Regions from separate parts of the Homo sapiens genome. Here regions 1 and 3 are each linked to region 2. A link is a loop called in an ENCODE intact Hi-C map of the cell type or tissue named here. Cell type or tissue: heart left ventricle. All regions are shown on one strand. Region 1 overlaps MIR99AHG (mir-99a-let-7c cluster host gene). Region 2 overlaps MIR99AHG (mir-99a-let-7c cluster host gene). Region 3 overlaps MIR99AHG (mir-99a-let-7c cluster host gene).

Region 1 (8,000 bases), 110 kb after region 2:
AACTTTGGAAGGCCAAGGTGGGTGGATCACTCGAGGCCGGGAGTTCGAGACCAGCCTGGCCAACATGGCGAAACCCTGTCTCTACAAATGTACAAAAATTAACCTGGTGCGGTGGTGGGCACCTGTAATCCCAGCTACTCGGGAGACTGAGGCATGAGAATTGCTTGGACCTGAGAGGTGGAGGTTGCCGCTAGCTGAGATTTGGCACTGGGCAACAGAGTGAGACTCTGTCTAAAAATAACAATAATATGTTACTTGAATGAATGATTGGATTTTAGACCAAAGGACTATTTGATGTAAAATGTTGTCAATGTCTATACTAGTTTATGAGTTACTTCAGAAATGTCTTTTGAGAGCAAGGCCTCTAATAAAACATCATATCCCCCAAAGAACAGTTGCCAATTTATTGCAAGTTTTTATAGCTTATTATATTTATCTTTCAAACCATATATATATAAACATATGGTTGTTATCTGACTGTCTGGAAGAAATAATGCTCTCTAGAAATATTGTCATGTTCCAACTTTCATTCAATGTTTTTTAAAGTAAAATATGCTTAGAGGGCAATAGTTTTCCATTTCTAGAACAAGTTTCACAATTATATGTATAAATTGAAGTGTATTGGCTTTTGATAGCAAAAGCTATAATACTACAAATGTCTAAATTGTATTTTGACATTATTAAATATAAATTGAGAAGTGTGAGGCAGTGCACTGGGCTCAAGATTTGAACTTGAGGCTTTGCTTTAAAGAACAATATAAACTAAGATAGATTTTTTTTCCTAAAATCACAGTGACATGTATTTTCTTGGATTAGTGAACAGTGTGGCTCATAGATGGGGTTTTACTTTTAGTCCAAAGCAACAATGAAAGCATATAAAGTTTTCATTGCCTATTTAGGATATATTATAAGCATATTCAGCATGGGGCTATAATTTTGTGACATAAAATATTATTTATAAAGTCTTGACATTTAAAAATAGTTTTAAACACTTTCTTTAAAAAAAACATTAACTCAAGCTCATTACTTTTACCAAAATGTAGTATAGCTAATGGAAAAGTAATACAAAATTATGTTAATTAGATTGTTTTAAAAATCCCTTCAACATGGAAAAGTATCATGTTTTATGATTTGATATATGAAACTGAGCATCTGTGAACAAATTTAATTTTAAAAAGAAAAGTAAATCATATTTAGCCCTCTTTTTTTCAAATGTTAGAGAAAAATAAAAAAGCTGAGGAAATACAGCTAGTGATTTCTGATCTTCCTTTAGGAAATCCTGACATTCCAGAGAAACTTGGATAGACTCTGAAGGATTAACCCATTTCTGACTTTTCAGGAAGTTTATCTTTCATTTAAAAGGATATCTGATGGGGTGGGATACAAAACTTAAAATAAAGAATATGTTAAATGCCATCTCAGGGATGCAAGTTTAACAGCGGTGGTATTGGGCTTTAGAAACATATAAAAACATGACATTAACATAAAAAAATTACAAAAAAATATTAAAATGAGCATATAAGTGTTTTTTGTTTGTTTGTTTGCTTGCCTGTGTATAAACACGAAAGTGGTACATCTCTCATTTAAGTTATGGCCCATGTACTTGAAACAATTTTTTTGCTTTCTAAGTGATTGTATAATGAATGGCCTAAGCTAACATTTACTTTAGCATTCACTCTGTCCTAGTCTATCCGTGTGTCAGCTGAGTTACTGTCAGAGGCTTGCTTGGCTTGTCTATCTCTGACCTCTGCATTCTGAATTTGCTCTGATGAAGTTTTGTGGCCTAGAGCATGATTTCTGCAAGTCATCTGTGAGTGTGGCGCCTGCTCAGTCTAAGGACTAGAGTCTGATAGATCAGAGAGAGGCAAGAATAGACTCAGATGCCGTCAGTTTTGGAGGCCAATGAAAAGAAGGAAACAAAACTGAACAGCAGCTGTGTTGAAGGCTGTGCAAGGCCATCAGAAATTGGGTTCTTGAGGTGGATTGGAGGAGAACAGCCTCTGGATGTCTGCTGGGCAGTGACGATGTGTCTGGAGGCTTTGACATTGGATTCATTAGGCATTGCTAATGTACACAAAAAATGTAGCAAAAATGATGCCTGTTTCTGGGTGAGAACATCTGGAGCACCATAGAAGATGTGGGAGTACCTTCACGTCTCAGGCATTATCCATAGGCTTCGCTTGAAAAAAGTTCAGTTTACTTCTTATCACTAGAAAGAGAGTTTCACTAATAATAGTTATTATAATAAACAGATTATTAAAAGATGACAGAGAAATGTGACATTATAAGGTTTTGCAGAAAGAATAAAATATTAAAGCAAAATTTGAAATTGTTTTTCTAAGTGGATAAAACTTTTCCAAACTCCAAAATTTCAGGATCATATGATTTGCATTAAATGACATAGATTTTTTTAATAAAACCACCAAATTATTTAATTTAAATTTGAATTATTCCTCATCTATGGAAGGAGCATACTGCATTTTAAATAAGGAATATATTTCAATATTATAACTCAGAGAGCTATAAATTGTGATTTTCTTGAAGACATTCATTACATGTTGGAGAAAATCATGAGACTGTAAATTGAAATGTTTAAAACTGATGTGAAAAAGGAAAAAATCCTTATTTCTAAAATAAAGTGAGGGAGGAATGGGAGACGGTGAAAGTATATAAAGCGTAAGAATGAATATGTTCCGGAGATCTATTTTACAGCATGGCAACTAGTTAATAATAACGTATTGTATTTTGTACTCAAAAAATTTTACAAGAATAGATCTTAAAAGTTCTCACCACAAAAATAAGTATGTGAGGTGATTTAATCATTGTACAATGCATTTGTATATATCAAAACATGAGACTGTATACTATAAATGTATACCATTTTTAAATTTGTCATTCTATCTTAATAAAGCTGGGAAAAAATAAAATAAAGGGAAAATAAATCATTGAACCACCATTAGTGTTGGTATACAGTGGATTATCTGTGCTTTCTAATAATTTACATATATGAAGATTATCTTACGTTTAGTGCTTAAAAAGAATTTAAAATAGTGATTCTATTATGTGTAAATGGAGTATACAGTGGGCATATTTCTTTTGTTTACTGGGATATGCTTTGTGCAAGAAAAAATCTAGAAGCAGTAATCTTGGTCATTTTGATGTAAAGTAAGAGTAATCCAAATAAAGTCATTTTGCTGAGAGATGAGAGGAAGCTGGTATTTTAAATAAAGGATTTCTTATGCTAATTTCAAGGTAGAAGTTTTGGTGTGTGCTAATTTTGCTTGAAATATCAAAATGGCTATGTCATATTAGATTAAAAATAGAATTCTTTCTCCTATGGTTTTTATTGTTTAAAAAGGATTTTTTAAAATGCAGCTTAAATGAAGAGAGTACTCTCCATTTTTGGTTGGATCCTACATTGCAATACTCATTTAGGCATATTTGCTTTAAATGACCAGGTACACTAATTAAAAAGAAAACAATTTACCAGGAGCTGTATCAAGTACAGCCCTGCAAACGGTATAAGCTTTTTCCGAGAATCCATATTGTCCTTGGACTTGGCTGTTGTATTATACTTTAAACGGAATTGATTGTATGGTTGTAATGAAAGTAGCAGATTGATTTTTATCCAGTGTTACAAAGAGTAAATAGAAAAATGTTCCTGTCTTGACCTGCATTCGTAACCAATGGGATTTGCTGGCTTTAGACCCAATCTTTAATAAGAGATAACATGCAAATGTAATAAAACTGGCTTCGAAGTTTAAGGATCTTTTCAATGCTCATCAAAGATGTTTGTTGAGGCATTTAAATGTGTTGTATTGATTAGATCACAATCACCTAGGAAATGTTACTTTCTTTAAATGTTATTCATAATTTATTATGTAATTAGCATTCATAGAGTTGTGCCTTTATACACATATTAAGATTATTGAAGTGCGGGTTATGACACAATGGTATACCTTTTAATTGTCCTTAAAATTGAATTGTCTTTTATTGTTATTTAAGCAAATGATGATGGTTTAATGACTGATTATTTGTGAGTAAATTTTTACATTGCAAAATATTAGAGAAAGGTGTAATTGGCTTACTATAGCAGGATATTGTAGCAGTGTTTCTTGAAGGGTCTATTCCTGCTGAATTCAGAGTTATTGCATTATTTATTAAAAACTGAAATACTTGTTTCCAATAGTGAACTCAGTCTTTTTTCTCCACCTTTTCTTGGTAATTTAGAAGTTAACCAAATATGCGTGTTATAGTTACATTTTAGATTCTAATTTTTAGGACTTCATGAGCCTCTATTCCTGTTCATCATTTTGTAAACAGAACTCAAGCCCACAAAACAAGGAATTTAAACTATAAAGTGCAGTTGATAAATTTGCTTTGCTATAAATGAAGGGATGCAAAAAAAAAAAGTAACAATTCATTTGTAAGCAACAGTTTCTTCACACATTATGTGACTTTTTTTGGATTTGTTTTATGTTTTGGGTAAAACAGTTTAGTATAATGATGCCTAAATGAGACAAAACAAAATAAATTAAAAAACAAAACAAAAACAAAAACTAACACATTTGACTGCCGATGTTTCTCAGTTGTAGCTTCCAAGAGCTCTCTATTCTTCCCAGCCCACTTGATACCCTGCAGGTTGTGGCAGACAATTCACAGGAAAAGCTTAGACATCGAGCTTGCACGCTTCTTGACTCCATTTTAAACCTTTTGTTCACACCAGGGTGGCATTTTTTCACACCGCATGTGGCAGTTTTGACTCCTATCCAACTTGTCTTATAAAATCAAAGTCTGTGATTTTTACATTCACGGGGCTGCTTCCTGAACCGCTACTACTGTTTGTGTCTTTCCTAGTGATTGGTGCAGAAGTTTATAGCAAAATGTGTTTTAGGGAGAGGGAGGAAGAAGAATGCAATATGAAAAATGTTCTGGGCCTGAAACACAGGAAATAAATTTTGAATAAAACAGAGGTTGACTCTGAAAAGATCATACCCGAAATAAAATACACTGGCCTCTATTTCTATTATTTTTTGCAGCACTATGCTGGGTGTTCAGGTAAATTCTTTATGGAAACAATACAATGACATCATTTTCAGGTTGCATGATGTTATTTTTAAAAAGCTGTCATGTAATTGCAAAACAAAGTCTTATCCTCAGAGCCGTACAGTTATTTTCTTATATAATATTTTATAATATTCAGTGAGTGCAAATGAATTTTACTTTTAGATAAAACCATTTGGTATGCTCCACTTAACTATGAACAAAACAAAACCTATTATTTTAAAAATCTATACTATAAACCACACATTTAAACAATTTCAATAACAACATCATCATTCGGAAACTTTTCTTCTTTCCCCTATGTTTAATTAAAAATATCACTTCAGTCATTTATACTTTCTAAATATAAGTTGTACAGCTATTTCAAATAAATTACATGAAGAGGATAGTCATAAAATAACAACAGAAGTGAAAAATTTTACCAAATACCAAAGTAGGTAAATTGGCTTTCTTCTGTAATTATTAGGAAGACATAAAACTATAGATAGGAAATCTCTGCAGACAATCTGACAGTAATCGCTATATAAATCTTTATATTTTTCCTTTGAAATTCTTATTTTGTTAAAATATCATCTTTTAGTTGTGTTAGCAAAAACATAACGAAAGAATATTCTAAAATATTTGCAAGGCATATGTTTAATTCAGTTATTTTTTTGTGTAGGGAGGACAGAGGAGGATTTCTGCTTTCATCAACAAATAGAAAATCATAATTATATTATTTTTTATATTTTTGCAAGTTATAGAATAAGCACTCTTATTTTTAAATTACTACTTTTTAAACATTAACAATTCATTCACCAAGAAATCAGTCAATAGAAGTAAATCTTTATGAAGTAATAAGTATTTGTGAACAGTGGTAAACTTCAAGATAAATATTATGACGTATTTAATTTAGCTTTTAGCTACAAAACCAACTTAATGAAATCATTTCAGCTAATTCAAATTGTATAATTGGTATATCAAAATAACCAAATTATTGTATTTAAGAAAAAAATAACAAATAGTTGTAGATTATAGTCTTATTCCTCCTTCCAGGGAATACCTAATTAAATTAAGTGCATTTGAATTATTCATTACAATATTTGAAATATGAAATGGATCCAATAAATTGAGAAAGACTTCAATTTAGAATTTAGATTTTTTTTTTAAACTTTCTGGACAAGAACATAGGGAAATAGCATTTTGTTGTAAGTCTTGTAACAGTAGGCATACTAGCAGACAGAACAACTGTACACTTTCCCTTTCACAGATAGAAAACTATTTCAACTACAATTTCTATAAAGTATTAGGGAAGAAAATACAAACAATTTTCAAGAATAACTAAATCCAAATGGTTAATGTAAGTAAAAATCTATTTAAAACAAATGAATTGCAATAAATGTTATAGTCTGGGATTTCTTTTTATTATGCACAGATATTTATCAAGTACAAGTTTTTGCCCCTCTTTTAGTTAATTTAAAAATTTGACCTCATAAGAAATAGAAAGGAAAATATTTTTTGTATTTGCATATACAAATTTTATAAAGATCAAATAAAATCCTTGTCATTAAAAGCAAAACAAACAATTGAAAGCAAGTGAAATATTCAAATAAACATATACGTATTTAACCCAAGTTTAATATTAAGCCCTCTTATAAAACTAAACGGCATCTAGAGATCTCACAAAGCATTTGAAACTAAAAATATGAAAAACAAAGAAAATCATCTAAAGAAAGGTAAGTTTATGAAATAAAATTTACCTACTTTTGCAGCTGTTGTATTTGTTGAAAAAAAGTATGACTTTATTTCATGTGCATGCCAAAGAATGTAGAAATACTGTATATTTAGTTCATCATTTCTCATTATCTAGTATAGAAAACCCACAACTTTTATTACTTTAAATTTCTTATTTTCTACCCTCCCCGCCTATGCCCTCGATGTCTTCAGAGTCTCTTCTGGCCAGCATATCTTCTGCTTGAGGTGGATCAAAATAAAGCCCCCAAACAGACACACACAAAATAACCACCATCCAGCTGAGGAGAAATAGTTTTTCTGCCTTTGCCCTATCCTTATGTGTTAATAAAATCAGCTCATACATTCTGCCACAAAATTCAGCTTGGAAGTAATCCTCTGCTACTTAGAGCTGGATGAAAAGAGTACTCATTGTGAATTATGTTTCATCTGTCACAATAACCTTCTTTATTCTGTCAGGGACCTCCCCTTTGCCTGTGGCAATTAGAGAAAATAGGTATGCGTTGAAGTATGAAATAGTGGGTTCTTAAAATGAAACAAAACAAAACAGAAACTGATGACACATACAGACAGTACTTGCTAAGCAATATACTGCAGATTAGTAGAGGAGGCATTTTAAAGTCATTCTGATTTTACAAGAACACAGTAAAAGAATGCTTTTTAGAATGAGCAGGTGTTATAGTTGCTATTAGTTATTGTCAACATTAGTTATTGATGACAAGCTGTGAATTGTAATTGTACTAAAAATGAAATGTGAAAATCTTTTTATATTGTGTACTTTCTAATTAAATCATGCCATAAGATATATATCATAAATATATAGTATTTATTTAACATATGAAATCGCCATGATTTTATATGCCTTTCACAGATCATAATGAATTTATGTGCTTTTGAGTCTATTTTAATGCTCCAGAATAACATTTTTGCAAATTTTTTAATGGGCAAAAACAAAGAAAAACTTTCCCTTGAAACAGAGCTTATCAGACAATTTTGTTTAATTTAAAATCAATGTGATTATTTGATTTACTTACTCTTACAAATCACTGAAATTACCTGGAGGCAGTTCAAGTTCACCTTTCTGGAATAAACCTGTTAAATGATAGACACCATCTCATTATCTCCTTGAAAGAACACCTCAACTTTTTGGCTTCATAGGTTACAGTCAAAGTTATACTATCTCTAGTTACAAATGAATTAATCTA
Region 2 (8,000 bases):
TCGGGTTTAAGCAGTTCTCCTGCCCACAGCCTCTCGAGTAGCTGGGATTACAGGTGCCTGCCACCACGCCCAGCTAATTTTTTTGTATTTTTAGTAGAGACGGGTTTCACTATGTTGGCCAGGCTGGTCTCGATCTCCTGACCTTGTGATCTGCCCGCCTCGGCCTCCCAAAGTGCTGGGATTACAGGCATGAGCCACCGCTCATCTCTTCCTCTTCTTTATCCATTCTTTTTAAATTAAAGTGTTTGCTCCTTTTTTTCCTTTAAAATAATGTGCAAGAGCTGTTATGCATTAATAATGTTGAAGTTATTCACATTTTTATAGACATGTTTCTCTCTTTCATAATATCATTTTTAAGTGATATCGTAATATCATTTTTATTTTAGATTCGGGGAGTACACGTGCAGGTTTATTACATGGGTATAGTGTAGCATGCTGAGTTTTGTGTATGAATGATCCTGTCACCCAGGTAGTGAGTATAGTACCCAATACGTTTAGCCCTTTCCTCCCTCCCTCTCTTCCCCCGTCTAGTGACCCCCCGGGTCTATTGTTTCCATCTTTATGTCCATGGGTACCTGGTCTTTAGCTCCCACTTATAAATGAGGATATACAGAATTTGGTTTTCTGTTCCTGCACTAATTCGCTGAGGATAGTGGCCTCCAGCTGCATCTATGTTGCTGCAAAGGACATGATTTTATTATTTTTCATGACTGTGTAGTATTCCACGGTATGTATGTACCATATTTTCTTAATCCAGTCCACCACTGATGGGTATCTAGGTTGATTCCATGTCTTTGTTATTATGAATAGTGCTGTGATGAACACACAAGTGCCTGTGTCTTTTTGGGTAGAACACAGAATATACTTTTAAGTTTTCCTTATGTTTTGTGACATTTTAGATTTAAAAACATGTGAAATCAAATATTAGAAGATTTCTTCCAGCAAGCTTACCTATATTGTTGCTACAGATTTCAAACACATCTCTTATTTTTTAAAGTTTGTCATTGATTTCACTGTTGTAATTTTCCAGTGTCATTTATCATCCTTACTTCATTTTTTTTTAAATCCATTATGGTTTCTTTCTTTTCTTTTTTTTATTTTTAAGTGTATACCTCCGTTTCATTTTCTTCCTTTTATTTTAAGCCATTTCCTCCTTCTTGTCCTGTATGATAGGGAACATGGCTTTGTGAATTTTATTTAAAATCCCTGTTTTCACCTGTTTTAATAGTAGTATATTTACTTATTGCTCTCCTTTTAAAAATGTTCTTATCCCATTTTCTCTGTAGTATTTGTGTATAGGCTCCACCTTTATATTTGTTTTTTTATTGGCTCAACACTCTGGATTAGCTTAGATCTATCCAATGTCATGTTTACAACCAGATAACTCCTGTTGTTTTCTTACTATTCACTTCTTGCTGGTTAAATCCCATTCATGCTGATTAAATCCACTTCATGTTGCTCCAGCTGGGTGACACGTTGGTGTGTGGACCTCCCAGCAGCTAGAGACCAGGACACATCTATGCAATCTGACTTTGCTCTCAATAGTAAGTAGGTCTCTTATGTCCCAAACCTTGTTATATCACAAGGATGAAAAGCTACTATTCCTAGTACAGTAAGTTCATTTCTTCACCATCTTCCTCTCTCTCCTACTGTATAACTCATTTTAACTAATTTTGGGGGGATGTAATGTGTTACATGCCAGCCCTCCCTGCCCCGTCCTCCCCCAACTCCACCTCGCTGCAACTTTCTGTTTTTGGGTACTAATGCCAAAATAGGAAGAGATAGTGATATAAGGACACCGCACTATGTACCCTAAGAACCAGCACCTTCTATTGATACCTGATGTAATTATGGCAGTCCAAGTTTTGGTGGAACAGGCCATAAATATGACTGCAGTTAATCAAGAATTGTTAAAAATACCTTCTTAATTTTCAGATGGATAGGACTAATCTTTCTACAATGCAGACCACCTGTTTTTCTTAGCCCAACATCATTAGCTTTAGAAGAATGGTAAAGATATTACCGCTATTAATCTTAGTTTTTAGAATTGTTGAGAGATGTACTTTTCAGTTTAAGTATTTTAACAAAAAGTTAGCTGAGACCACCTTGTGATGGTGGACTGCTATCCAGATGTCATGGAAAACTAAAATTTTTATGGCAATATTTTTCAGGTCTTTGATTTTAGTTCAACTCTTCCTTCATCCCAAAATGACTATCTTCCAAGACATTCCAAATGATTGGACAAATGCATAGATGCATAATAGGATTAGAGTAGAAAATATCAACATGACATAATAAGTAGCAAGTATTTTCTTTTATTATGTGATGTTTTGAAATTATGTCTTTGTAACTTCATATATTATTATTATGTCATACCATTTTGAATGGCCTTTTATTTAATTAAAATATAATTTTAATTATTTTCATATTTATTCTAACTTAGCATCTCTAAATACACATCATAGGGTTTTAGTGGTAGAATTATCTAAGCTATTGAGATGTTTTTCAAGTTAGATGAACTTAGTGAAAAATGTTCTGCAATGTTTGATAAAATCACCACGGCATCTAGAGCAGTGGACAATATCCCCGTGAAATGATGGTGGAAACCGACCAACTTTTTTCAATAGCATCCTGGTAGTGATCTTTTCAGTCACTTTTAAAATGGGATTTTTTTCTGTAACCCGTATGTAATTCAGAATGTCTGTGGTTGTTTTAGTCAACTGGCCATTAAAAAAAAATACATTATGGACTGTGAACTCACCAAGGCCCTTTCAAGTGCTGATGTATGTTTTATGTTTTATGTAGGTTATTAGTGACCTTTTTTGCACTTTTATCAGAAAGTCCTTTGTTTTGTGCATGTAGCTCTGTCAGAATAGAGGCCAGATCTTCAGGTGTTTAATTGCAGACTTCTAATGCATAAGACCTGCTGGCCTTGTTGACTTTTAGAAGTTATTTGTTAGTCTCAAATGAAAGAAACAAGAAAAAAAAAAGCTTGCTCTTTTTATAACAGAGTAAGATGAAACATGCAATGATAGGGTGGTGCTGAGTTGTAGAAATTTCTAAAAACTAGGTATTCCTCAAACAGTAATTAGAATTTTTGATTTTCTACATATCTATTGGCTAAAGAGCCAAAAATGGTTTTCAATAATGCCTGTTTTCAATATATAAAACGTCCATAACAGAATCACTAAAAGACATCAAATTATTATTATTTAAAATTTATTGAGAGGCAATGTCAATCTGTTTTTTCAAACCTATCAGTGACTCTCTATTGTATATTGGAGAAAGTAGAAACTCTTAATTTCTGCCCTAACCCCCACCCATAACTGATTTTAACACTCCTATTACCACATTATTTGTTACTGCAGTTTTTAAAATTGACTCTATCCATCAGACAGTATTATTTGGCCGCTGTTTTTTTACACCTGTCTTATTTATTCTTGATTTTTTTTTTTTGGTTTGTCTGTTTTATTTATGTCACTGTCCACTTTGCAGACAATTTAGTTGGCCAGGTATCCATGAGGAATATTGCCATTCCTGCACTGTGCTGAGTCAGACATGCCTTGTGGCATCATCAAGTAACAAGGTTGAGAAAACGTGGGTGTGGCAAATCCATTTCTGAGTAACAGCCTTTTTGGAGGGAAGAGATTGGCTAATCCAATCAGTATCAAAGCCTGTGCTTCTTAATTGGGTTGTATTATTCAAAAGCATGGATTTAATTTGAAATAAAATTGCCTGATGTTTCTGTATCATTGATTTATTGATGGTGGCGGCTACTATTTTTTAGTGTTTTCAAGGAATATGAAAACTTACAGTATGAAATTTACACAAATCTGTAGTTTTAAAATATTACCTTTTCCTTTAGTGTTTCTCCTATTTTCCGTTAGTTTGAGTTCTCATTTTAAAAAAATGTTAAAGAGAAAAAACATTTGTCTGACATAGAGCTCAAAAGGAAATTCTCATTAAAACAACTATGAGAATGAGAGAAATCATGATACTAAGATAGTATGTAATCTTTAGAGTTTAAAATAGTTGTTCCTAGCCCCTAAAGTGATATTATTTTGACTTCCTTAAGCATAGAGAACTTTGTTTACAGTAGTTCTACTCTGCAGTTAGGTGTAATAAACCAGCATTCTTTACAAAACTCAAATGAGACCTTGGAACCTGAGCTATATGAGTAACACATATATGATCCTGTGATCTATATGATATATTATTTGTCATTTCTCTATTCCCAGCTTGAAATTTAATATAAAAAAAAGTTTCACTGCTTCATTCTAAATCCTGTTTGATCCAACATGGAAAACATTGTTTTAGATTTCTTAATGTAAAAAAAAAAAAAATATATTTGACTGGATTAGATAGTAGTTACTGCAAAAAGTTACTGCAAAAAAAAAAAAAAAAACTCGGAGTTTACCTTTAGTCACATCTTCAGTACATTTTCTATTAAAGTATTTCTAGATTTTAGTGTCTGCTTGGTTTTGGTTATCTAAGCTGTAATAAGTAGCCTTGGGACCCCTGAAGGCACGCCCCACACACTTATGCTGTGTGACCTAAGGTCACAAGTAATGGCTGCAAGCTAATTGATTGAGAAAGGGTTGTCTGGCGGGGCCTCTTTGCGTCCTCCCTTTACATTCCTAAGTTCTGTGAAAGAGGCACTAGTAGCTCAGGCTAGCAAGGAAGGAAAAAAGAGGAAGTTTCTCTCTGCGTTCTGATTACACTCTGAATTCCCTTGTAGTGAGCTTACTTCTCTCCACCCACTTCTTACCAAGAACTCCTTAACTTGAGGGTGAACAACTTAAAGCTTGATCCTACAGTTACCTGAAAAGTGATTTGAGTATTCATTGAACTGAAAGAACAAATCGCCTACTTCAGGCGGTGGCAAGCGTATGGAAATTATATTAGAACTTCAGCAAAGTGCACAGCTGCATAATAGAGAAGCCGGCACTCAGATTGACAGGCAAATAAGCCAGCTTGTGGAAGGGGCCTCTGGGTGGCAGCTCTGGGCTTTTGGGTGTTGGACAACCATAGGCAAAACTGAAATGGAACAGGGGCAGAAAATAGCACACTTTTACTCTACGCAACTGTTGCTTTTTCATGGTGAGTGCAGATTTAAGATATTATATTTAAAATATACTTTCTATGTTGTAAAACAAGTTAAGAAATCTGTTGTGCTTTGAGGGAAATTATAGCAAAAGCATTTCTTAGAAGTTCTTAGACGATGTGGTTTTGTTTCTGCTTGATTTCACACTAACCTTGGTGATGCAAACAGAAAAATACAATATTTGTATTGTCTCGTGTGTCCTTTTTCTGAAAATTGTCCTTTGGTTTAAATCATGCTTCTCTTCAACTTGAATCAGCATTGTTTTAGGCAAATCATGTGTGGGATAGATGATGAAGGAACAACGGTGTGACAGAATATATGTAAACATTTCATTTAGTTCGACTTTGTGTCACTTCTCCACGGCTTCATGTTTTGCCGCCTTATCTTAGGAATATATAGCGCAGTCTGCATGAAAAGAGCTTTGTGTGAGAATTCCTGGCCAGTTGAAGGGTCAGGGCCTGTGCGTTATCTGACTGCCAGCAAGATCACTGGTGTGTCCTCTTATTTTTAACTTAAAATAGGAAAAAAAAAAGTGCATCTTTACATATTAAAAAGTAAGTGTGTTTGATTTCAACAGTTCCCTTCTTGTAGTATGTGGATGTTATTCCTGGCAAAGAATTGTTTAAATTTCTTTTAGGAAGCGGCATGCAAACTTCTTTTGTTTCTTTTTGTCTTGTTTGCTCATATTTCATTGAAACTTTACACACTTTAAAAAAATTTGAAATGGTACCAAGTAGTTTTTATTTTGGTGCAAATATTTTGAAAGTTGCTAGGCTTATGTTTTCTGGAGAACAATGTCTCAGAGTGTAAATTTTGTTTAACTCCCCGTGTAGTCATACTTATAACTCTACTTTAAATGTGCTTCTTATTTTAAAAATATCAGAGCCTATAGAGACTATTCCTAGAAATGTTAATAGAAATGTTTTTCTTTGGCAAAAATTGCAGATTCAGTTTTACAATTTATTAAGTGCCAAGATATCATTGCTGTTGTTGACTTTGCTAAAAAAGCAATTTTATTAACAAGGTGACTGCATTAGATGTTACCAACTGAGACGAAGTGAAACATGTGCTTTCACCCTGTTGATCTGATGAAATATAGAGGTCTGTGTGGTTACTTCGTGCGTCACATTCATTTAAACTTTTTAAAGAGCAGCTGCGTAATACAAATTTTGTATACTCACTTAAAAAATAAAATTTACTAGAGTAGGCTCTTGTTTTTGGAGACTTATACATTCTGTTTGCTAAAGTAAACTAAGAAACTGAAAAAATATATTGGAGTTAGAAGCTCCAAAACTCTTCAAAGGGAAGAAAGCTTTTAAGAAAAAAATGAATGTGCTTTCAGTTATAAGGCAATTTTGAAGCATTACTTAGCTCTCTTTTGCAAAGATTTAAGGAAAAATCAACTGTTGTGGAACTAAGTAATAGGCTTGCCTTTATACAAAAATTATGTATAAAAAGAATAATTATTTTCCGAACTGTTTCTATGATTTGATACAAGCTTCCTTCAACAATTGCAAAATGTGACTGACAAATCCTTTTCTAAGAGAACAAGTTCATTATGCTCTCGTCACCTGTTACATTCATTCTCCCTTGCCCACATACACAGTTCCTAGCTGTTTATTAGTGCTGCAGGAAAGTGAAAATATTTTTTTTGAAAGAAAATGTCAAAGATTTTATTTGCATGAATCTTTTGAGCTTTAAAAAATTGTGGTCTTATCATAATTGCCCAAAGTGTTTTGTTAATAAGGTCTTTTGTTATTATCTTAATATGAATAGTCAGGAAAGGACATATAAATCATTTTGGATTTTCTTTCACTATATCTCAAGTAAAGTTAAGGTGTGGCTGAGGGTTTTTAAAAGGCCAAGAGATTAGACCTTTGAAAGTTTATCCTTTTTGTATAAAGATGTTTTAAAAAATGTTTACCACTTACCTATTCCCTCCAAATGAATGTAAAGACCAAAAATTAAAGGGAACTTTATTATTTTACTTGGTTATAAAGTCTAACCACAAGGCAGGAAGTTACTAGGCTTTGGAGAGACGCTACAAAAGAATGAGCTTCCCTCTAATGAAAGTACATAAATCGTGAAAAACTAAAGACCTACTTCTTAGTTCTCCTAACATTTAATCTTAAACTAGTAACGCCTGTCTTTTCTTTGTATATTTACTTATTGATTTGCTGCTGAGACAGAGGCATCTTTTAAAAACTGAAGTCAACCACATAATTTTAATACCATGATTTTAAGAAGGTGTATATTTTCTTATGTAAAGCTAGTCTTCCATAGATGTTTAGATTACGTATTTGATTACTAGGAAACAGTGGCTATATGGTCACAGATTAATATATGCTGATCTCTCTTATCTATATATAAAACATATATTCACATACAAACATAAACACATATCTTGTGCTTAGGCCTCTAACATCTTAAGGCAATGTCTTTTCCTCCTAGTTATGCACTTAGTTTTGAAGACATGTGTAGATGAAATAAAACGAAAGAGTCTTCTGACAAGTGTTCTGAATAAAACAAGAAAAAAAAATGCTTCACCAATGGTGTGAAGCGTAACACCAAGCGCTTGTTACAGAATATATCACTAGTGGGTTTGTTGCTTTTCTTATGTATTTATTACCATATTGATGATTACTTCTCCTTTGCCTATAGACCAGGTTGGTGGTGTGTGTGTGTGTGTGTGTGTGTGTGTGTGTGCACTTATGAGCTCACATAGGGATGAGAGAGTAGCCTGGACATGTGCCAGGGTTATGACACTCTTTGATTTACTTCTTCAGTTCTCTTGGTCACTAAATTTCAGGCTCTTCTGTACCCTTGTAGCAGTTGACAGCTGATACAGTGAAATCGTGCCTTCTCTTTAAGAGTACATATTATATCAGCTGCATTC
Region 3 (8,000 bases), 110 kb before region 2:
TATGTGCCAATTTTATGATGCTTTTACAATTTCATCTAATCTATTACAATTTGTTATTACTCCCTTCAAGTTTTATCCATGCTTTCATGGTACTAATAATGAAGATGACGATCAACTGAACTTTGCCATGATATTTTGTAGGTGTACCTGTTGTTTGAACTATGTATATAAATCATAAAGCAAAGAAATTACACATTCTGTTTGGGATATCTTATAGTAATATTGCCTTTTAATAATCCCCGTTTCTCCTTTTATTTAACAGCAATTACCCAACATCCTATTAAACATCAACAGAGATCGTCTTGCATGTCATTATAGTGCAATAAGATCTGTTTAGCTTTTCAGCTCTTACAAGATATTCATTTTGCAGTGGAGTTAAGCTTTTCTATTACCTTCCTAGGATGATGGTTTAGGAGTCTTTAAAAATTTTTATTAAACTCATTTTAGTTATTTTTTCCCTTTGTTAGTTAATTGATTTTTCTAGGACTGAGAAAGTGGGTTTTTAACATATCTCTTCTCTAGGGATAGGCTTCAGTATGGGGGCTGTTGGAGAGACCATATACCCCATTTCTCCGGGGATATGTCTAGTTTATGCCTATTGTACCAGGGTAATTATTGATGGTGCCCTCTTTCATTTTCAGTAGTGACCCATTTTTCATTAGAAATTATGTGGCCATTCTATAATATAAAGTTAATTTCTGAATGTTTTGGTAAAGATTATATTTTTGGATATGCAAATCTGTTGTCATCATGAAAGTATTTGTACTTTGCAGATTGTGTAACATGAGTTTAGGTTTTGCAAATGTGGTCACTACAGTAATAGATAATTTTGTTGATATGTGTTAGACATGCAATGAGTAATTGTTGATCTAAACTCACTCATTTGAGCATCAGATTTCATTAGTACTCTAGTCTAGACTAACAGCAGGAAGAAGTCCAGCATGTCAATTCATTTAACAAATATTGGTTGAGCACTATGTGCCAATCATTGCTATAAGCACTGAGGGACACAGCAGTAAAGCAAATAGACAAAGTCCGCTGTGCTCATAAAGCTTGTGTTCTGAGGTCCTTTATAGGGTAATAATATATATTTATTAAGTTATACCAATGACATTTTGCTCTCTTATACAAATTGCTTTGACAAAAGGAAGGTTTCATTTAAAATCCAGCCTGTTTTTATTCAGACTGCTCCATGATGTAGGCTAACTTTATACCATGAATTCCTACTGGGTACGTTTTTCTTTCTCTCACTCAGTAGCTTACCTGACATCTTAGGCCCTCCTGGAGTTGATGGTGCCAGCTGCCCATGATTTTTATGTTTTATTTAGTCAAGAAGCAGCTCAGAAATCCTAATAACTTGAGATCTTCTTATGTTCTAGCTAACACACAAAGGTACATGGAAAATGTACTACCTTATTTGTTTTTGGAAACTTTTCTTTTCTCCCTGAGAACAGGTTATTGTCATTTTTGCCTATATATATAAAATTCATGTTTTTAAATGTATCCTCGAGCTTTTCAAGTGATTTCTCTCCTGTGGAAGCACCTTCTCTTGTTATTTGGCTTTTTATAAAGCCCACGAATATTTTAAAATTTTAAATGACTTATGTGCATAAAAAAATAAGCAATTTATATATTAAGAATACATATTTAAGCAATTTATCTGTTAAGAGTACATATTTAAAATGAGAACAATTATATCATAAAACCAGAACTGTTTGGAGTTTGACATAGACTTGAGACAATTGTTTAATTCCTTTATTTTTTAAATGTGCCCAGAAAATGTGTAAAGAAATGGTATTCAACTTGCTCAGATTTACAGAGTAGTTTGTGATAGACTCAGAAAAAAAAGATTTTTTAAAATTTGAATTTTTAAAGTTTTGATTATAAAAATATTTTCTCTGCTCTAAATTTGAAAAATTTTAGAGTTATATGAAAGAAAATTGAAATATTTAGTTATTTTACTCTGTATAAATTACCATAGTTGCACAAATTCTAAAAATACATATGTCTTTTGAATAATATTGAAGTTTCACTATATAAATATTTATATCTTGTTTTTAAACATGAAGAGAGAAAATATTATGTGGTATGATATAAGGGATGCACATTTAGATGAAAAATAAAGGAAGAAAGAATTGATAAGACAGGCATTTAAAAACCTAGGTATTTTTGAATTACAACTTCACAAATTATATGAGGCTATATAGGATATATATAGAAGTGAATATGAATATGTCAATGTCATTTCATAAAAATGTTTTGTGGTACACTGAAGAGAGACATGTCAAAGTGACAATGCTGTCATAGATGTGGATGCCCTTTCTTGCTCCTGGGAAGTAGTATCTCTTCCCTCCACATATACTCTGGGTTATACCCTCTCTTAAATCCTCATGGAATTTTTCCATCGATGATCCTTCTCCTGTATCATCACCTTCCTCTCAACCAGTTCTTCCCTCCCAGAACTCAAAAATGACCAACTTTCACTCATCCTAAGTAAACAGATGAGGAAAACAATAATAGCCACCCCCCATAAACCTATTTCCTCTTGTATCTCTTACTTATCCATTCTGTTGCTGGACACGAAGTCAGGAGAGCTGAGAAAAGACTCTAACTCACTCGGGACAAGTAGTGTAACTTCTTTGCACTCCAGCAGAATTGATAGTTTTATATTTCATAAAATATAAAACGGTGTTAAAAAGCTATAGTTTTTTTTTTTCCAAAAGTACTTTGTCCACCTTGAACACCACATAAATGTAAAGGAGAAGAGAGGAAATATCCTCTACAAGCTACTTTTTAATTGTTATTTTTAGGGAGCTCTAAAGTAACTCTAAAGGTGTTTTTGACATAATATAATTACCATTTACAGCCATGATCTCATTTCCATTTATTTATTTTGAGATTCTGTTCCCACTCAGGGTTCTAATGGTGCAGGGGTGGTAGTAGGGTCAAGTTATTTTAAATAACGATCAAGGAAACAATCTATTTTTAAAGGAAATAAGCTCTTTGTGCTATTGAACAAAGATCGCTGCACTTGAAGTCTATTTGTTACTCCAAAATTATTTCAATGAGAGTAGGAATCAGATGATCTCATATCTATTGCTAGCTATGCCACTAGTCATTTGTGTGACATTGGAAAACTGGTGTTTATTGGTTTATCAGGATGGACAGGAGACCAGATCAGGACTTTCAACAACTTTTCTTAAAGTAGAATTCTTTCTTAAATAAAATCGACTCGGAATCTCAAAATATTTTTAGAAAGTGCAATGACCCTGTTTGGATTAGGGTTGGGAACCTCAGAGCTGTATTCTTTTACTCCTCATGCACTTTAGGTGGTGCCTAAGATGCCCTCATTACAGCCTCGTAACTCCATGAGAATAAAGCCACTAGAGTAGATAATTGTTGACATTGCTTAGAGTTTGAAAATTAGACTGTTTTTTTTTTGTTGTTGTTTTGTTTTGGTTTTGCTTCTTTTGGTCAGCCATTAATTAATATAAATTAAACTTCCACTAGATGGCAGTAGATCAAATCTTTGATCTTGACAATCTTCAGTCTAATATTTAAAAGCACATATTTGGACTTCTTACACAAATTTTAGAAGAATTTTATTGTCTTATATTTTAAACTTTAAAATTCTTTTTCAACCTCTGAATTTTCACTTGGTATTCTGTTTTCAAGACATTACGAACTATTGGTTAGTCCAGTCTTTATGATGTCTGGTAAAAAATATTACTTGCTCTGATTATAGAAATTTTTAAAAATTGCATAATGTTCAAGTGAACACATTTTCATGAGCATCTAAATTTATTATTCATACAGTCTTGATTTTACAGCTTCACTGGAAGGCTAATTTTTAACCCAAAATTTACAGTGACCTGGTCATTCATTTTGCTATCCCATAACGCCCACTCCCTTCCACAGCAATGCAATTCCAATGATAGTCTGCATTGTGTATACTCTTAACTTTGCAGAGAGGGGATGCTTTCAAATTATATTAGATGATGGGAATTTGTGATAAGGATAACTAGCGAAATGAGGTATCTCAGGAAGCTGCTTCATATCCCTAAGGTTAAAGGTATAGTAATTTCTTGGAGGTACAGAGCAACACCTTCCTTTGGGATTCAGCAGGTCCTCCTGGAACCCAACAGCTCTGGTACCCTCATGCCAACAATGAGCCTCCCAGAAGTTGCCTCTGCTCCTCTTTTTGGATACCACTTATTTATACTCCCCAGGAAAGAAGAACTGGTTGAGTCAGTTTGTTGTAGTTGTACACAGATCATCCCTTAAGTGCAGTCTCTTGCTAAGTAAGTCCCCTGAGTTGGTTAGACCCGACTGAGGACAGCTTATTCTTTAACTAGTGTATTAGTCTGTCTCATGCTGCTAAAAAGACATCCCTGAGACTGGGTAATTTATCAAGGAAAGAGGTTTAATAGACTCATAGTTCCACATGGCTGGGGAGGCCTCACAATCGTGGCAGAAGATGAAGGAAGCGCAAAGGGACGTCCTACATGGTGGCAGGCAAGGGAGCATGTGCAAGGGAACTCCTCTCTATAAAACCATCAGATCCCGTGAGACTTATTCGCTATCATGAGAATGGCACAGGAAAGACTCGCCCCCATGATACAATTACCTCCCATCGGGTCCCTCCCACAACACTCGGGAATTATGGAAGCCACAATTCAAGGTGAGATTTGGATGGGGACGCAGACAAACCATATCAAATAGCCAACATAAAAGGTCAAAGTTTATGCCTGTTTTCCAGGTGAAACTAGTGATAGCTCTAGCTCCCCATTTTACTCTCAAAGTGATCCCAATTCAAAAGCTCAATGATATGATCACCTGAACACACAGTTATCTTTACCTTGAGAACTAAGTCTGATCTTCAAGCCAGAGTCGTAGACACAAGACTTGTCTAATGAAAATAATTGTCTGTGGCAACTTTCTTAGGAAGGAGCTGTGGGACACAGGTATTTAGAGTTGTATGAACTGCCAATTATGTAGTCCTTAGAAGAAAAGAAAAGAGAAATTAAAGATGAAAGCTAACTTTAAACTCAAATTCCTACCTCACTGGTTCAATTTTATCCACTAGATACCATCTTTTTCTAATGCATTGTGGAAAAGAGTATTATTTTCATTGTTAAGGATAGTATAAAACTAGAAAAGAAATTAAGTGGCTTGCCTGTATCACATTGTAAATATCAGAGAGAATTCCAAAATTAGAACTTTAGAGATGGTTAGTCACAATCTATTAGGCATAAGTAGTAGACTGAGTCTTTTAATTATCACTCTGTATAATAATTCACATGCCACCAAATGTATTGGAAATAGTTATCTTTCCATCAAAACTATTACCCCCAATTTTTTAAGTAATCATATTTTTAGATTTTAAATACATTTTCTCCCACATTAGTCCTCTATCACTTTAATGAGTATAGTTAATATGGTGAATCGTAGATTCTAAAGCCCTTTCTCTTTTTTTTTGCCCTCAGAACAGATTTATAATGAAAAAAAAACTTAAGTGACTGAAATGTTCAACCTGAGGAAGAGAAGCCAGACTCACTGGTCCCATTCCTCAGAATGTAGTTTCTTTCAGAGAGGGCTGTGATGAAATTTTGGCCTATCTCAATGTACAACACCAGAAAGAGAGATGATATTATAATTTGAGACATTTTGTTTAGAACGATTTCATGCATTCTTCTAATCAGAATGGGCTATTGAAAACATTTGTGCTAAGCCTGTCCTCTGGAAATCATTTATTTCATTTGTGGTATTTCAAACATCATCGTGCTGAGTTGGAGGGCAGTGGCCATTATAGTCATACAAATAATACTGTATCACTTTGTTTAAAGTATAGAAAGACCCGCTTGTTGGTTGAAAACCTCCTATGTCTTTCTGAAAGATTAGCTTCTGTTCACCAAATTCCATGTTATTTTCCTTCTCCTGAATACAAAGAAAGAGTAGATTTCTTAGCCGCTAAACGGTTAGGTGGCAGCATGTGACTAATTCTGGCTCATGAAATTTGATCAGAAGGCATCAGAGTCACTTCACCGACTCTGGCCTGTGTCCTGAGATGGCCAAGCTCCAGCATGGAAACAGCCTGGATTTCTAAGACTCTGCTTGGAAAGGAGCCGCACCAAAGTGAAGGATGAAGTGAAATACACTGAGTACTAAGTGAAGATGAAAGATTTTTATGACATAAGTTACTGAAATTTCAAGATTCATTTGTTACCATTGTATAGCCTGGATTTTCCTGACTACCATAGGAAATATATGAAGTTTAGCTTTATAATTTAATTTTATTTTTCTGACTTAGCTTAGTCTTTGCCGTAGCTGAGATTCTTTCAAGCAAGTAGTGAGTGAGATGGATCATTACTTAAGTGTTCATTACTTAAATGTTCATTCCAATATTACACCGAATTGGATGATATCTTGTATCATATGTTTATGTGGCCAGACTGATCAGTGACAGTTTGGAAGACATGTATCTGGTGCAGCTAAATTTTGTGAGCCAGAATTAGTCACATTTCATGAGCCAGAATTAGTCACATGGTGCCACCTAACTGTTTAGGGGCTAAGAAATCTACTCTTTCCTTGTACGCCGGAGAAAGAAAATAACGTGAGATTTGGTGAACAGTACAAAAGACATGAATTGAGATTATCATCCAAATCATTTTTAACCTGCCTAAAATATGAGAAATCATTTAGAACATATAGAATCTGTAGGCAAATGTAAGCTGTAAATCCGTATAGTAAGAGAAGGAAAAAGGCAGTAATATTTTGTAGTTTGTGATTTTAAAAAATCAACGTATAATCTTAGAGTTCTCAGATTTTATTTGTAAAGTAATAGTGTTGTGGAACTAGCAAATAATCATTAAGTTTCTGTGATACATTAACTCTTTCAGCATAAGAACATGTGAATATTTGCCTTGTAGATACGGCGATGAGAGGTTCTGGTTTATTTGGGGGCAGTCTCAGTTTATATCTTTTGTTTCATTACAATTCTTAATAGTGTCGCTTTTCATTCAAATATTACACTGAATTAGATGATATCTTGTATCATGTGTCTATGAGGCTAGACTGATCAGTGACAGTTTGGAAAACACGTATCTGGTGCAGCTAAATTTCTTTTTTTTTCCTCAGTTCTGTGGAACATAATACGGCATGAAAATATCATTATATGAGGATGTTACCACATCCCCATGTAATGGGATCAGCCCACAAAATATTTTTGAATCCATAACTTAGTGAAAGCATTGTGATGAGTACATCTAAAATAAACATTTCTAGGTTTCTGTGGATGGACTCAGGAACCTAATCATCAGGTATATAAAACATTAAATCAAATGAAAAGTGCAGTCTAGTTTTCAATAACTAACTTGCCAAAGAGCTTTAGGACGTAACTGTTTGTCATTTCAGCATAAGCAGTGGTTTTTAAATGCAGCTTTCAGTTGTATTAATTGTGTAGGTATTTTATTTTTTATTATGGAGAATTTTGAAAAATACCAAAATTACATAATAGTATATCAAACTACCTTGCAGCTATTAACCAGTCCAAATAGACATCAACCAATTGTGAGTTCTGTCCTATCCATACCCCCATCTAAATTTCCCCCTATATTATTTTGAAGTAAATCCAGACATCATATCATCTTATTTTTACATATTTTAGCATTTGTCCCCAACAAGATGTACACTTTGGTAAACATAGTTTTATGTGGTTTCTGTATAATAGCATAGATTGAACAAATATTTGTCAAAACAAATTTGGGTTGAAGTTTAACATGTCAGCATTTACCCACATTAAATAGTCATTATCTCTTGGACTAACAGTTTCCCAATATCACCTTAATCAGAACAAATTACCTTTAAATATTCCAAAAGTAAACTCTAAATTTCCCTTTAGACAATTTAGAGGGGTATGTATACGCTCCAATCCAGAGATCAAGGAGCTCTGAAATGGATTCTGCAGCTGTCTCCCTTTGAAATTCTTTGCTCTGACACTC

The links. Peaks named below come from ENCODE experiments on the same cell type or tissue, not always from the same donor. Only the 100,000 strongest peaks of a DNase experiment are listed, where the experiment ranks them.
Region 1: it touches region 2 in a loop (2.2-fold over the local background); 29 of 110 quality-filtered maps call a loop at or near these places.
Region 3: it touches region 2 in a loop (2.4-fold over the local background); 24 of 110 quality-filtered maps call a loop at or near these places.

What each region holds. Positions count from the first base shown.
Region 1 is chr21:16,301,202-16,309,201 of GRCh38, forward strand. The region is part of intron 4 of MIR99AHG (mir-99a-let-7c cluster host gene); the gene reads left to right. Among named protein-coding and RNA genes, the nearest start is that of SNORD74B, 20 kb to the left of the region's middle. RefSeq lists an enhancer at 7,640-8,000. In heart left ventricle, no CTCF peak of the experiment used is centred here; no DNase peak of the experiment used is centred here; H3K4me3 peaks cover 3,954 bases; H3K27ac peaks cover 6,014 bases.
Region 2 is chr21:16,189,534-16,197,533 of GRCh38, forward strand. The region is part of intron 3 of MIR99AHG (mir-99a-let-7c cluster host gene); the gene reads left to right. Among named protein-coding and RNA genes, the nearest start is that of SNORD74B, 91 kb to the right of the region's middle. RefSeq lists an enhancer at 4,303-5,063. In heart left ventricle, a CTCF peak has its summit at 4,985 (motif pointing right); a DNase peak (open chromatin) is centred at 4,978; H3K4me3 peaks cover 3,479 bases; H3K27ac peaks cover 3,577 bases.
Region 3 is chr21:16,079,118-16,087,117 of GRCh38, forward strand. The region is part of intron 2 of MIR99AHG (mir-99a-let-7c cluster host gene); the gene reads left to right. Among named protein-coding and RNA genes, the nearest start is that of MIR99AHG, 13 kb to the left of the region's middle. In heart left ventricle, a CTCF peak has its summit at 3,502 (motif pointing right); no DNase peak of the experiment used is centred here; H3K4me3 peaks cover 1,233 bases; H3K27ac peaks cover 1,123 bases.